Linked DNA regions of Mus musculus: region 2 is linked to region 1. Evidence: chromatin loops called from intact Hi-C (ENCODE). Cell type or tissue: heart. All regions are shown on one strand.

Evidence for each region. Peaks named below come from ENCODE experiments on the same cell type or tissue, not always from the same donor. Only the 100,000 strongest peaks of a DNase experiment are listed, where the experiment ranks them.
Region 2: it touches region 1 in a loop (2.0-fold over the local background); 3 of 42 quality-filtered maps call a loop at or near these places.

The regions. Positions count from the first base shown.
Region 1 is chr15:101,353,025-101,361,024 of GRCm38, reverse strand. It overlaps Krt80 (keratin 80), which reads left to right. Exons shown (of 9, transcript NM_028770.3): 3 at 1,485-1,545; 4 at 2,283-2,378. Gm35853 (a long non-coding RNA gene) reads right to left here and starts at 2,432. Exons shown (of 3, transcript XR_875674.2): 1 at 2,265-2,432. In heart, a CTCF peak has its summit at 4,920; no DNase peak of the experiment used is centred here; H3K27ac peaks cover 303 bases; H3K27me3 peaks cover 1,717 bases.
Region 2 is chr15:101,408,361-101,416,360 of GRCm38, reverse strand. It overlaps Krt7 (keratin 7), which reads right to left and starts at 3,958. Exons shown (of 9, transcript NM_033073.3): 1 at 3,582-3,958; 2 at 2,181-2,392; 3 at 80-140. The coding sequence starts at 3,887. Gm671 (a long non-coding RNA gene) reads left to right here and starts at 4,169. Exons shown (of 4, transcript XR_384459.2): 1 at 4,169-4,258. In heart, no CTCF peak of the experiment used is centred here; no DNase peak of the experiment used is centred here; H3K4me3 peaks cover 1,418 bases; H3K27ac peaks cover 2,900 bases; H3K27me3 peaks cover 4,922 bases.

The DNA of each region.
Region 1 (8,000 bases):
AACGCACACACATAAGTTGTAACTAAGCTGTGCAGTTGCCCCTCAGGGGAGTTAGCACTTGAGCCCTCTGCTCAGCCTGCACTCCTCACAGGACCCTGAGGTCCTCCCCAGCTGCAATCTCTGAGGGTCACAGGAGAAGGTGTTAGGGACCACCAGGAAAGGGAGCCCGTGGTACCTGTTACACACATATAGACACCTATAATCAGCACACCTGTAGTCAGAACCTCTGAGCATTTTTGTTCTCCCTGATGCATGACCCCTGTCCAGCCCCATCATGACCCTCAGAGAGCCTCACAGATTCCTGGAAGACAGGGTAAGGCCAAGTGCAGCCTATTCCCCAATTTTGAGACCTTGGTGCCCTCTGAACCCTGCCATCCTTAGGTCCACTCCCCTTCAGAAAACATGTGGGTCTAGTCAGCTGCCAGGGCCACTGTGACACTGCCCTTCCAGGAGGTCAAAGGCTGGGCAGCAGGCACCTGTAATTAGAACCCTGAGTCAGGCATTCCTGGAAAGGGGAAAAGAAGCTAACCCATATCCGTGTACATCCACTGGGGCTGTCCCTGAGGGCGAGGATAGGACATCTGAGGCTGGCAGATGCCATCCACCTGATGAGGCCAAGACTACTGTCTTACCTAGAAGAGGGAAAAGTGAGGGACCAAAGGGTTCTGTCCCCACCCAACAATCTCCTTTTTACAAACCCAGGGTGAGCCTGACACAGGAGGGAAGCTACATGGAAGAGAGTTGACAGGCATGTAAACTCCTTGGCACTCCATTCGCACGATGTGTATGCTTACCCCTGTTGCTTCCCTTTCATCGCCTCTTTTGAACAATGTACAACAACTGGCTCTCCCCTGTGAACACCTTGTCTCTCATACAAAAGGGACTTCAAGATGCCAGCAGGGGCTGCTCTCAAATTCTGACTTAGGGTGAGACAGACACCTGGCCAGTCCTAGGTGCACCCCAAAATGCAGCTTGCTTTAAATGGACAATCATGGATTTGGTCTTTTCCCCTCAAGATTCTCTAGTTTAACAAGAGGAATGAGCTAAATGCTAGAAGAGGACTGACTACAGGCATAGCCCACCTGCACTTGTGATTCTGGGGGGTGGGTAGAGAAAAGAGCCACCATGAAAGGGGTACACCATCAAGAAGGCTTCCCAGAGGGCTGTGCAGTAGAGTCTGTGCCCACCAAAGGAAGACCCAAGTTCTCTTATTTGATTTTGATTGTTTTGTTTTTTGTCCTAACAAGGCATCACTATGTGGCCCTGAATAGCCTAGAACTTGCAGTCCAGGTTGTCCTCAAGCTTGTTGAATCCTGTCTCCGTCTCTCAGGTGCTAGAATTATGAACATATGCCTCCACACCCAGAATGGCTACCTTCTCTAATCATCACAAAGCACAAAGATCTAACAGAGACCTGGACTCTCAAGGAAAGTTAACTAAACCCTAAGTTCTACAACATTGCTAAAGAACATCTCTCCCCACAGGTATGAGGACGAGATCTCCAAGCGCACAGACCTGGAGTTTACCTTTGTCCAGCTGAAGAAGGTAACACCTAGTGCCCAGGGTCCTCCATCATGACCCTCCCTCCATCATGACCCTCCCTCCATCATGACCCTCTCTCCATCATGACCCTCCCTCCATCATGACCCTCTCTCCATCATGATCCTCCATCATGACCCTCCCTCCATCATGACTCTCCCTCCATCATGACCCTCTCTCCATCATGACCCTCCCTCCATCATGACCCTCTCTCCATCATGATCCTCCATCATGACCCTCCCTCCATCATGACTCTCCCTCCATCATGACCCTCTCTCCATCATGACCTTCCCTTTATCATGACTCTCCCTCCATCATGACCCTCCCTCCATCATAACCCTCCCTTTATCATGACTCTCCCTCCATCATGACCCTCCATCATGACCTTCCCTTTATCATGACTCTCCCTCCATCATGACCCTCCCTCCATCATGACCCTCCCTCCATCATGACCCTCCCTCCATCATGACCCTCCCTCCATCATGACACACACACACACACACACACACACACACCCCTGCCCTTGTCACCAGCATCATCCACTTACCTTGATACCTAAGCAAAACCCTCAGGCACATGGGCTGAGGGACCAAGAGGCAAAAGGCCCAGCAGCAGGCTGTCTTTCTTCAGGCTCAGAGGCAGACTTCCTCTGGATATCCTCCCCCTCCCCTGACTCCTGCCCAACTCCTGCCCCAAGCCCTGGCTTTCTTAGTCTCCACTCTCACCTCCACTCCCAACTCCAGGACCTGGATGCTGAGTGTCTCCGAAGAACTGAACTGGAAACCAAACTGAAGGGCCTGCAGGGCTTCCTAGAGCTGATGAGAACAGTCTATGAGCAGGTGAGAAAACACAAGGGGAGGTCGTGTTTAACAGTCGCTATTTCCAGCCAATGACATCACAGCTTCCCAAGTGCTCTCTGGGTATCAACAGTCCTTACATTTCCCTTTGTTACACAGCCTACTTCGGCTGAGCTCTCTTTGAGCCCTGCAGTCCAATCCATAGCTCCTCTGGCTCTGATGAACAGAGAGCTTCACCCTCTCCCACTCTTGGCGAAGACGGAAAGACTCGTGATGGCATTCAGCACAATTTTTAATTTTTGAAATGATATGGCAAATGCAGACAGAGGAGCTCCTAGAACATAGCCCCATCTATCTCCCAGGTCCTCAGCTGAGCCTGGGGAACTCAAGGACTTGACTCTTCAGGAACGCTATACCTTCCTGGGTATCCTACCATTCTCTCTCTCTCTATCTCTCTCTCTCTATCTATCTATCTATCTATCTATCTATCTATCTCTATCTCTGTCTCTCTATCTCTCTCTCTCTCTGTCTCTCTCTCTCTCTTTCCATATCACCTGTCTCATGGCTAAGGGGTACAGGCGTGATCTCTGACAAACATCTACAGTATAATAAGTAGAGAGAGCCATTGCTAGGGTTGACAGGCTCCAAAGCCAAGTGCTGCCAGCAGCTGGTGCCATAGCAAAGAAGCCAAGGTTGGACCAAAGGTCAGTGACAAAGTCACAGTGCAAGCAGAGTCCTTCCATGGGCCCCACAGACTTCTGAGCACTGCTTCCCAGCCTGGTAGGGGAGACTGGGCCTTTCTTCCATCGGACTCAGCATCCCAGGACCCCTGTGGAACTCACAGTCATCTGTGGCATAATGGGGAGAACCCCCACCCTCAGGAGCAGTAAGAAGGCCAGCTCCCAGCTGACCACACCAGCATCCCTGGAGGGCATATAGCCCATCACAGCCCTCTAGCCCAGGCCACAACCTTACCGGTTGATTGTTCTGCCCAAGCTCTCTTTGGCTTGGTGTGGGCCAGGCAGGCATCCGGGGCCAATGCTTCAGAGTCTGTCCTCCACTATGCATACCGATGCCTGGCAAACTCAAAGCTCTAAGGCAAAGTGGGGGGCCTGCAGCTGAGACCCAGGCAGAAGGAGGCTGGCCATAACCAAACATTAGAAATATGCCTAGAGAGACTTTTTGGCTCCCTTGTCAATAGCCAGGCCTGTGAACTCCATTTGGACGGAGCCACAGCTCTTTATTTGGAGCCACCGCTCTTGGGCTCTGTTTTGACTCCTCTTTTTTAGAGTTTCTGTAACTCTGGCCAAACTGTTGTCGCCTCTCTGTGCCTCAGTTTACACATTTGTAAGTTGAGGAGAACAACAGAAGAGATGCCATGACCGAGGAAATGCTTATAGAAGAGAGAGTTTAACTAGGACTGTGCTTACAGTTTCAGAAGTTAGTTCATTATCATAAAGGCTTCCAACAAGACCACGCCTATTCCAATTAGGCCACACCTACTCCAACTAGGCCACACCTGCTACTCCATCTCAGATAGTCCCACTCCCTGACAACTAAACAGTCAAATATATGAGCCTATGGGGACCACTCTTATTCAAACCTCCATAGCATCCTTGACCGTCAGATGCAAGAGTCCTACATATACCCAAATCACCTGATGTTCGAGTCTCCTACATAAAGTGGCACGTTGTTTGCATGTGACCTGGGCACCTTTTCCCCTGTATTGTAGAGATATACTACCAAAGACAATGTAAACAGTAGTTCTCACGCCATCTTGTTTGAGGAACCAATGGCCAGGGCACCAGCCTGCACATGTCAGTAGAGGGGCGATTTTACCCCATCTGTGTTTGGCTGAAGCCTCTGAGAAGCAGGTGGCCACAGAGGCCAGCTGTAAACAGTTGCTTCTACTTTTGTGAGCACCAAGGTGGCCAGTGAGCTGGGCACCAGGATGTGGGTTTTATAATCCACTCTGTGTGCATAATGGCCTTTGCCAAAGAGATGCCAGTGAGCCCCTAAGCCCAGGCTGCTTGTCAGAAATAAAATCCAAGACATGCAAGTGTTTTCTAGAACCCATGTTTTAGAACAGGAAGTTGGGCTAGGCTATAACTTTTTAGTAGGGTGCTTCCCTGGCCCTAGGAAACCCCAGGACTCAACCATCTCTAGTGCTGCCATCCCCAAAAAGGGAGACAGAATTATTTTAATGCCATATTCCCCTTAATGTGTTATTATATTATCCAAATATCCAATATATCCAAAGTATGAGTATTTTGACTCATAATCAATATAAGTACTAGTGGACTATTTTACTTTTCTTTCTCCTATTAAATGTTCAGAGTCAGACATAATCTGAACTCTGAGGAGAGAGAGGCAGGAGGATTGAAAGTTCAAGGCCCCAGCCTCTATACAATGAGTTCTGAGCCAGAGGGTTGCAAAGTGTAAAATGTAAAGTGAAGCACACTTTACACTTACAGTAGCTCACTTCAGTCAGATGAGCCACGTCCCACATGCTCCACAGCCACTGACAATGACTGGCTCCCTTCCTGGACAGAGCAGGCCTGAGCAAACAGAGGTATAGGCTACAGCTCCCTCTCATGACAGGAAAACACAGTGGACTATGAGTAGCTCTCGGAGCCCTGGACACTTGAGTTTCAACTTTGGGTCTGATCAGAAAAGCCTTGTGTTATAGACCTATATCCTATCGAATTCCAAAAAAGTGGGGAGCCTTCCTCTCTCCCCAGCACCAGGGAGCACATTGCTACAAGGCCATTTCCAGACAGCTGGGTAGAACCCACTGGTCAGCTCTGCAGTGTGCATGGAATCTGCATGTGTCTAGTCTCAGTACTGCCTGCCATTCCCAGATGCCCTGGGTCCTGGGAGATTTGGGCAGAATCAGCTGAGAGCCCCCTGCAGCCAGTCTCCTAGGAGGCTGCAGAGGTGCCAGCACCATCTAAATGGTTTTGGCAGGGAGACAGGTTCAGAACAGGCTGCTCTGCCCTGCAGTCTAGATCCCAGCCTTATTACCCATGCCAATCACAGCAACTGTGGCATTAGATACTATGTATTGATCACTTAGTATTGTCTGGGTACCGTGCCGAGTGTTCTCCAGACCAACTCACAGTTAATGCTCCTGAGCACTCTGTGGATTTGGATGACGACGGAGTGAGTACATTTTTAGAGTAGCCAGATTTAAAACCTGGCTCAGTAACTATGAGAGCTGGCTAGAGCAGGTTGCTTTAATATCTCTCTCTCTCCCTCTCTCTCTCTCTCTCTCTCTCTCCATGCTTCTATCTCACCATCTGTAAAATAGGAAGCACAATACAGGCACTGTGCTGTTGGGAGTGTGTGTGCATGTGTGCATGCGTACACATTTGTGCTTGTGTGAGTACCTGCATGTGTATACACATGTGTGCCTGTGTACATGTGTGTGTGCATGCATATATGCATATGTGAGTATGTGCATGCATGCATGTATGAGTTTGTGTGCATGCGCGGGTATGTGCCTGTGTGTGTATGTGAGTTTGTGCATGTGTGAGTATATGCATGCGTGTATGTGTTTCTGTGTGCATGTGTGTGTGTGCATCTGTAGGTATGTGCTTGTGGCGGTCAGATGAGAACTTCTGGTGTCAGTTCTCCCCCTTCACCCTGACTGAGCCTGGTGTTTTTGTTATTCAAAGCATAGCATGATGGTCTAGGTGGCCCTCAGTCTTCCAGGGACACTCTTGTCTCTGCCTCCCATCTCAAAAGTTTTAGGAGCAGGAGGATTACAGACACACACTAAGTGCCCAGCTTTACATGGGTTCTGGGCACTCAAACTCAGGTCTTAGCCTTGCCCAGCACTTAGTCACCTCCCAGCCCAGACATTATTTCTTAACAGATCCTAAAGCACTTAGAATAATGTCTTCCATGGAGTAAATATTTAAAAAGCATTAACTGCTTTTAGTTCTGTCTGGCACCCATTTTACAGGTGGGAAATGGAGGCTTGGGGGCATTTAAAAAAAAACTTGATCAGAGTCACCTAATGACTCCAAGGGGGTCGCATTTAGAATACAGTGCCTCTGAGAGCTGTTTTACCAAGCAACACTTGGTTTCCCCGGGAAAGCCACTGTCTCCTCGGTGCCCCTAAGGGGGTAACACTGTGAGACAGACATATACACAGCAACCTCCTCCAACTCCAGCTCCCTAGAGAAACTCTAAACTATACTGTGGCGCAATTCTTGCCAACTTGGGGTGTTAGGGGCCCACCCCAAGGTGGCACCTCACCACACAAGCAAGCATTGTTATACCCTCCTTCCCGGAGGGACAGCGTGTCTGGACAGGCACACAGCTGTTCCAAACATCACTTCCTGCTTCTGTTTATCTCACTCTGCCTCGCCTGCTTCTTTCCAGAAAGGTCTGAGGTGGTGCCATCAGTGTCAGCCATCCCTCAGCCCCAACAGGGAAGACCTGTCCTTTGTAGCATCTCCTGGCCAGGCCCTGGACTTTCGTGGGCCAGATGCCAAGTCAGGCCTGAGATGAAGGGTGTGAGGCTATATCCATGATCCTCACTCACTGGTTTCCACTGTGTGCCCACCAGGGGATTCCCAGAACTACATCTCTAAAACTGTCCTAGCAGGTGCCCATTTGCAGGGAGCCATGTTGGGACTTCGGGGACTGTCATCCTGATTCCAGTCAGTGTCGTCAGCCTGCCATTACCCAGAGATGTATATTCTATTCATCCAAAGATTAGTCAAAGATCCCCACAGCTCCTGGTCCCCAGGCTGAGGTCCTGCCAGCTGAAACTGCCTCCAGAATTCTTGCAGCCCCTGAGCTTCCTTTCCAAGAAGTGCTGATGGTCAAGGCTGCAGACAAGCAAATGGGAAAGGCACCATCCATTGCCCAGAGAGTCCATCTGACCCCACCTCGTCCCTGAATCTATACTCTAGAACACAAGCCACCAATAAGAAGTCCCAGTCCCTGCCAGGGGCGGAAACTAGAGGCACCACCACAAGCTCTCTAGGCAAGATGATGAACAGGGGGAGGGGGCCCCAAAAGTGAGGAAAGTCAAGATATATGGCCACGAGTGAACCAGCTGAATCAGGACCTAAGCAGGCCTCCAGAACCAAGTGCCAGCTGTCCTAGGAAGCAGGGAAGAAACTGACAAGTGTGTTGCACGCGTTTCAATAAGAAAACTGTAAGGAAGAAAAAAGTGAAATGGGCAACTGAAGACTTCTAGCGATACCCACCAATTTCTGTTCACCCTTCCCGTTTGAATCCTGCCTGGGAATGAGGTTGTCAGCAACCAGAAGCACCGGCTGGAAAGTCGTGACTGAGACAAGGCCAGGGATCTGTGAATGCCAGAAGAGGCAGAGGTCCAGGCAGTACACCCACAGACTGAGCTGCAGCCACACAAAGCCACCTCGGCTGGCTCCCTGCCTGCTCCCTATGGCCAGCAGACTCACCTGTCTGTGGAGAGTGCTGGCAGCCATGCTCCGATGACACACAGTCTGCTCCTCCTCCCAGCCTGAGGCCCCCCCAAGGCACCTCCAGAGGAAGCAGCCCAGCCTATGACAACACGTTGCAGCCCCTGAGAGACCCCTGTTCCCACATGTCTCACTATTTAGTCCTGAGGTTTCCCGTGGGAAAGCTGGCCTGGCACTAGAGATAGTTAGATAGCTTAGCTCC
Region 2 (8,000 bases), 55 kb before region 1:
GACCACAGACCTAGCCCTGTGGTAAAGCCAGGGTCCCATCCTGTGTATGAGATGGCCCTCTAGTACCTCTGCCCCTCACCTTCTTCAGCAACACAAACTCATTCTCAGCAGCCGTGCGTCGGTTGATCTCCTCTTCATACCTGCAGGGGGAGGTGGGAGGGTAACATACAGCTTAGCCCCCAAGCACTCACACACAACACTCAGTGACACACCTCAGAGAGCAGGGGTCAGGGCTACAAAACATAATTTCTCTCACCTCCATGCAGAGTTCCAAGGTTCTAAGTCTCGGCATGGAGGGAAGGGGGTTAGGAAATGTATATGAATTAGACGCCAAAGGCTGCAGCTACTGATGGGGAGAGCAATCATAGCCATGCTTAGGGGCTGTATATGGAGCCTGCACTGGTGTGCACTTCCTGTGGGATAACTCTCTCTCTCTCTCTCTCTCTCTCTCTCTCTCTCTCACACACACACACACACACACACACACACACACCCTCCCAACAGCCCCACAATATAGTACTGTAATTGTCAGAACTGAAAACACAGAGGCAGGTCACCAGCCCAGGTCACTGTACTACAAAGGGACAATCCCTAGCTTAACTCCCCACAGCTAACACAAGCCTGACCACTAGGTAGGCCCACCCCTGAGTTGCGAAGAGGAAGCTCAAAGGGGAGAAGCTTGATGAGTCAGGACAAAGCACATGAAGTCCTGAAAAGCCAGGCCACACTGGATGGTAGAGCCTACATCTTTCCCCCAAATCCCTCCTCCTCCTCTGAAGGAGCTGGCACCTGGCTTTGGGAGGATTTCTGCAAGCAGGGCAAACGGGAAGAGTATGCATTTGCCTGTTCCAGTGTGTTTGTAGGGAAGAATCAAAAGAAAATGTAAGGACAGGTGGGAAGGTGGGGATGAAGGACTGAGAGCTCAGGCGCTCGCAGGAATTGCCTGCTGAGACTGGCAGGAGGCAGCCTGGATGAACGGCTTTGGTAGAAAGCAGGGCGCCAGCCAGGAGCCAGGCTGGGGACATTCACACATCCAGAGTGGTACTTCAGTCTCACAGAAGCTACATCTGCAAGGCTCTCTGAAGCTCCACCTTGGGGCTGGGTTGCTGGGCTCCAAATAGGCTTGAGCTCTCAGGGCAGCCATTCCCCTTCCCTGTGCCTGCTGCCTGTCCCTCATTCGTCCTACCTGAAGCTCACAGAAGCCGGCTGCTCTGAGGTGAGGGGGGCTGGGTGTGGGCTGACTGCCTGACAATAGGGGCTGGCTGGCTACCCAGAATCCTCTTGCCCTGCACCTGTCTGGTTCCACCTTCTATGAGATTGTCTGTTGACTTTTGCCCAAGGGAAGCAGCTGGTGGGAGACACTCCCCAGAGGTCCTGTTTGTTCTCCTCCGGTCAGAGCTGGTATGCCTGGTCCCTCTTAGTCACACAACAACACACAGAGCACACTAGCTGTCCCCGGTGCTCAGGGGCAGGGGAGGAGGGGAACAGGGGAGGGGCCCCGCTCAAGTCTTAGGCTTTGCTTTCTGTTCAGTGAGAAAAAAAGAGTTTTCGGGGACATTCAAAGGTACCCACAAATCCCAGGCTTCCTGTCTCTGGTGGCTCCGTCCCTAGTTTGCCCTGAGCCCTGCTGTGTCATGCAAAACCATTAACTCCATCTGTTTCTTTCCTTCTCATATCAGCTCTTTGGCCCCTCCTGGGAATTAAGGACCCAACTTCAAGAACAAGTTTCCTGTGACCTGCAATGTGATTTTGACTAAGTCCCATAGACAGTCTGGTTTCCAATTCTTCATCTGCATGAGGTGGGAAAGGCTGTCCTAGAATAATCTGTGAGGGCTATACGTTCTGAAGCATTCCAGTCATAGGACACCTTCTACTCATGGTGCCTAGGGACTTAGGCACCAAAAAAGGAACTAGCACTGTCAGGGTAGACAGGGTAATTTCTGACTAAGCTGAGGGAAAAAATGACCAGAATGTCCCAGCAACAGCCCCTGGGGGCAAGAAGGAGAGGTGAGGCAGGGACTGTGTCAACAAAGGCCATAGCTCCAGCCATTCCAGTGCTGAGCAGCTGTGCACTCTGACCCCTGACCAGGTCTGAACCAGGGACACTTGTGGAGGGTCTGTGTGTGAGAGGCATACTGTCCCCAGGGCTGGGATCCTCCAAAAGGCACCAGGGACATTACTTATTCTTGAAATCTTCCACCACATCCTGCATGTTCCGCAGTTCCACCTCCAGGCGGCCCCCATCCAGCTGCAGTGTCTCGAGCTGCTGCCTCAGCCCAGCAATCTGAGCCTCAAAGATTCGGGGAAGCTGGCTGCTCTTGGCTGACTTCTGTTCCTGCAGCAGCGCCCACTTGGTCTCCAGCATCTTGTTCTGCTGTTCCAGGAAGCGTACCTGGAGGGGTGTGGAAGAGGAGGAACCTGAGGGGCCAGACTCTACTACCACAGATGTTGAAAAGTCTGGAACCACTGTGCAGCAGAGCCCATGTGCCCACTAGTTGTGCTTACCCCTCATCCCTAGGACCCTATTTCAAGTGTAAGCCATGGAGTTGATGTGCTTGGCTTAGTGGAGTACACTGTTCCTAGCCAATTCTGCTTCAATGGTATTTTCTACCTCTGCCCCTTAAATAGCCCCTTTCTTCTCTGAAGCTGGGGGTGAGAGGGTATTAGGGGACTGACTGGACTGGCCCCTCCTTCCACGCTGGAATTTTTCTTTCTTCCTCAGTATCTTCTCTCCTTCCTCTTATCTCAGCCTGAAGGTGGGAGGCAAGAAAAGCCCTTGAAACCAGCAGCCTGAGGAATCATGAGCTGGATTAGGATGGCACAGCTCAGCATAGAGCAGGAAGTGGGGCTAGAGCAGTCTGGGAAGTTTCTTTTAAGGATTTCTGGGACAGAACGGTACAGGCAGGAGGACTGGAAGGGAGACGGTGAAGCAAGGGATTGGTCCTAGCCAGAGGGACAGGCAGGACTGCAGGCCTCAGCTTCCTAGATGCCCATGAATGACTGGGATGGACAGCCAGGGAGATACCTTCCAAAGGGCCCCTCTCCCAAGTCCCAGTCTCCCACAGAGCCATCTGCAAAGGCAGAGGTAACCTTACCTCCTACCAACAAAAAAGGTAGAGGAACGGGCAGGTAAGTAGGGCAGAAGCCTCCCTCCGCCAGGCCTTTATTCTCAGCATCTACCTCAGATACAAAGTTCTCCCATGGAGAAAGGAGGAGTCATCCCACCCCATTCCTGACTCCTCACAACCTCCTCCCAGGGAAAGGGACCCAGACACCAAAGAACTAACTGCTGGCCTTGGCCTCCAGAGCTCCTAGCCTCACACCTGTTACAAAGTGGCTCCAAATCCCCCGAGACCAGTCAACTATGGAAGCTGGAGAGAACTTGGGGGCAATCCTTGAGTCCTTGAGGAAAGGGAGGGGCCCAAGGCCATTTGTTGGCAGAGCGGAGTTTGGAGACTAAAGGAGGGTGTAAGGAGAAGTACTATACAGAGCCCACCGAAGACACAAGAGGAAAGAGACCTACACCAGCCTCCCAGGGCAAGGCGTGGCCGGAAAGAACCGTGCGACTGAGGCTGTCTCACCTTGTCGATGAAGGAGGCGAATTTGTTGTTGAGGGTCTTGATCTGCTCGCGCTCCTCCTGGCGCACCTGCTGGATGGTGGGATCGATGTCCACACTCAGCGGCGCCAGCAAGCTCTGATTGATGGTGATCTCGCGGATGCCAGCGCCCACCGGGCCCCCATAAGCGGAGCGCACGGCCACACGAGGCCTTGATGAGCCCAGGCCATAGAGGCTCCTGCTGCCGAAGCTGGCGCGGCCCGAGCTCAGGCGCACCTGAGCCCCGCGGCCCGGGTAAGCAGTGGAGCGAGAGCTGAAGTGGATGGACATAGCGGCTGGACACAGCTGGCTGGACGAGGCGAGGAGCAGCGCGAACTCCCTGACCTCAGGCAGTCTGCGACCTTTTATTCCTCCATGCGGGGCGGAGGCTGAGCGCACACAGGTGGGGACAGGGCGGGGCTGGCCGCTGGCCACCTTTCTCTGCAGCCAGGGCCTTCCTGTCCGCCTGCCTTCTGCCCTCGCACCGCCCCCAGCCGCCGCCCAAGGCTCTTCGTCCACTCGGGAAGTGTCTGCAGGAGGCCGAGACGCCGTCGTGAGACACCCACACCTCAGGCAAGTTGTCCAAGATACCCACAGCCCAGAAATCTCTGGACCGCAAAGAGACCACCTTACAATTGGCAGGAGAAGGCTTCCTAGAGCAGGTATGAGGAGTGAATACCTAGATTCCTGAGGCCAGTAGGAAAGCCAAGTGCTACAAAAGGAAGTGCCTGACAAACTTTAGCTCCTGCTGAAAGTTGAAACCCCTCACCCACTGGCTGGGGAAGCCCTAGGCTTCCTAGGACTCTCCTTCCTGGCCCAGCTGCTACTGGAGAGCTCAGCTCAGTTCTTGAGTAACCTGGCCCTGTGACGATCCTTACTGGGAAGAGCTGTTTCAGTAACTGCGCCCTCCCCACCATCCAAGTTCAGAGGGCTTGCCTCACCCCCTCCTCAAACTACTGTATGGGTTCCTGGGATGGCTGTGCGTACCCTTCTGTGCCCTCATACCCCTAACACACTAGTGTGAGTGTATATGAGTGCAGTCTGTGCATGGGGGGTCTGGATTCACAACTGAACACATTTGTATGCACATGTGTGTGTCCTGTCTCCCGTTCACATCCAGACGTTCCTCCCTGCTCTGCCTCATTTTTCCTGCTTACAAACCCACTAGGCTATGCCTGACAAGGGAATCAACTAAAACTGGCCTCTGTGGTAACCCGTGGTGGTGTGCTCAGTGCTCCTCGGAGTGCTCCTGGACTTCCAGTTTTCCCAGACTCACTTGGACAGCCTTTAGCCCACCTCTGGCTCCATGCAGTGAGACTGGTCCTTTAGGGGCGTCCTAGGTGGGGAGGATGGGAATGTCATATTCTTCCTGCTTTGCCTTTTCAGGTAGACAACCCTAAGCTCTCAAGGAGACTCCCTACCCCTCAAGGTGCTTCCTCAGTCCTTTGTCCCCCTCTGCACCCCACTTTCCATCCTGCTACAGCCCCTGCCACCCATCCCCCACTTTGGAGGTTGTTTCTCACCCACACCAAGAGCTCCTTCTCTTTCTCAAGCTGAGCCCCAGCAGGGCACAGCTAGTGCGCTGACCTGGACGGGTCCTGGCCCCCTCAGCCACAGCTCCTTCAGGATGAGGGTCTAACAAGAGCTGGGAAGCACACAGACAAAAGTACCTGGGCACTTCAGTCCAGGCCTCGGCCCCCTATAACCACCACACACAGGCTTGAGAAATACTTCCTCATTCCTGAGCCTACCCCACATCTGCCCTGGGCCTCTTACCCCTCCCTGGAACATTCTTTAAAACTCCAGTGCTAGCTAGATTCCTCCTGCTCCCACATTCCCAGACCAACCTGAGAGGCCACTCAGTGCCAGGTGGAGGCAACACACACACACACACACACACACACACACACACACACAAATGTCCTTTGAAGTGTTTCACAGAGGGCTGCCAGCCCCTGACACCACACCTCCCATCAAATTCCTGCCCCAAAAGAGTTCACAGCCTAGTGGTTCATCTGAACCCAGTCTCTCTCTGTCTCTCTCTGTCTCTCTCTCTCTTTCTCTCTCTCTTACCCATTCCTTCCCCTCCCCTCTCACCACATGCAGACCTTAGAGAGACTACCTCCTATATTTTGCCTTAGCCCCACAAACTCCTCCATTGTCTTCTGCCTAACTCAGTGAGGCTACACACACTCACATACACACATTCACACACACACATTCACACACATATTCAAACACACACCACACATTCACACATACCATACACACTCACTCACACTCACACTCACACTCACACTAAGCGATGCCAAGTGTAAACTTTGCTTGTCCCCTGACTCTCTTGGCTACTATGCTAAGCATCCTCTGGAACCCAACCACCAACAGCAGTGAGCACAGATTATTAGCACTACCTGTATCCACCAATCCTGACCTGGATGCCTGGCCCCTGCAATCCTGGCCCAGTGGACATTGTGGCTCCATTCACAGAGCAGGAGAAACATAATAACTTGTATTCAAGACCAGAAAAAAAAAAAACACACATTCTAATTCTTAGACCGGGGGGGGGGGGAGTTTTTTTTTTCATGATCTTGAACTGTGACTGCTGATCAGACTAAAAGCCATTTAGCAGTCTGCGTGAGCCACTGGGGGAGGTAGCCAATGGCAGAGTGCGTGACCAGCATGTATGTGGACCAATGCTCAATCTCTAATAGTGGCACACACAAAAACTTCAGGGCATACAAGCATAACACAAAGGAGCTGAGGGACACAGGCTGAGAAGGATGTGATGGACAGCAGGCTACTTTCCTGACTGTACACCACCATCCTGAAGAACATAACAGGCATGGAGAATGTGGGCTGTGGTTTACATGGTATCTTCTGCGCATGTGCCGGCTTAACGTACTGAACCATTTTGTCCGTATGATATAACCTATGACACAGAGGTGTATTGTACCTCTCCACCTTTTGTGACAGGCTGTCACCGTGTAGCCAAAGCTGGCCTCAGATTGTTGATGACCCCGTCCCAGCTTCCTAAGTGCTAGAATTATAGACATGTCTCACCAAACCCAGTATGGTCCTCATATGAAGAGAATACATTGAAGTACAAATAATTTAAGTCACTTGCCCAAGCTCCCACAGCTAAAATGTAGAAAAGCTAAGATTTGAACCCCAGTAGTTGGAACCACTAGATTACTTTAAAAAAATAATAATAATGGTGATGATTAGGACCGTGGGAGATGGGGGAGATGGATCTGTGGTTAAGACCACCCAATTTCAGTTCCCAGACTCAGGTCAGGTGACTCACATCTTCCTGCAACTCTAGCTCCAGGGAGCCAATACCATCAGCCTCTGTGAGTGCCTGAAGGCATCTGCATGTACACATGCATACACACATATACACATACATATACACATATACATATACACATATATATACATACATACACATGTACACATACACACATATACATATACACATATATATACACACGTACACATACACACATATACATACACACATATATATACACACATATATATACACACACACATATATATATACACATACACACATATACATACACAATACCCATATACACATAAATACTCATACATACACACATATACATACACACATACACACGTATACACACATACACATACGTACACACATACACATACTAAATAAATAAATGATATATAAATAAAGTAAATACAATTATAACAAAGAAAATTACTTGCAAATATGAAGGACTGCTCAGCACCTCTCAAACTGGGGTAGGAAAAAGAATAGAGGCACAAAGCCAGGCTAGGCATGGTGACACACGCCCATGACCCAAGCAAGGCAGGAGCTGACAGTGAAGGCTGTGAGCTGACGACCAGCCAGAGCTGCACAGCAAGATTCTGTCTCAAACAGTAGACTTGAAACCCTTTTGTGCCTGTGAAGCCAGTGAAGACTGAACCCATGTTAGCAGCACTCCAGCCTTGTGCTGTGCTACTGGGGTTATTGATTGTCACCTCCTCCTGCAGGGAAAGTTGGCAAAAGATCTCAGAATTTAAAAGACATCAGCAGGGGCTGGAGAAATGACTCCATGGTCAAGAGCACTGGCTGCCCTTGTGTAAGGATGGAGTTCCTTTCCCAGCATCAACTTGGAGGTCTGTAACCATCTGCAACTCCAATTCCAGATCTGACACCTTCCTCTGGCCTCCATGGGCACCAGCCATGCACCTGTGCACACACGCATGCAGACATGCACACACACACATGCAGACACTCACAAATGCATATAAGATAAAAATAAATAAATCTTTTTAAAATATGGTCATCAACCTTTACATGAATAAGTGAAACAAGACAATTCCATCAGCCCTTGACTAAGTCAGGGTTCTTCTTTTCCTGGTGGT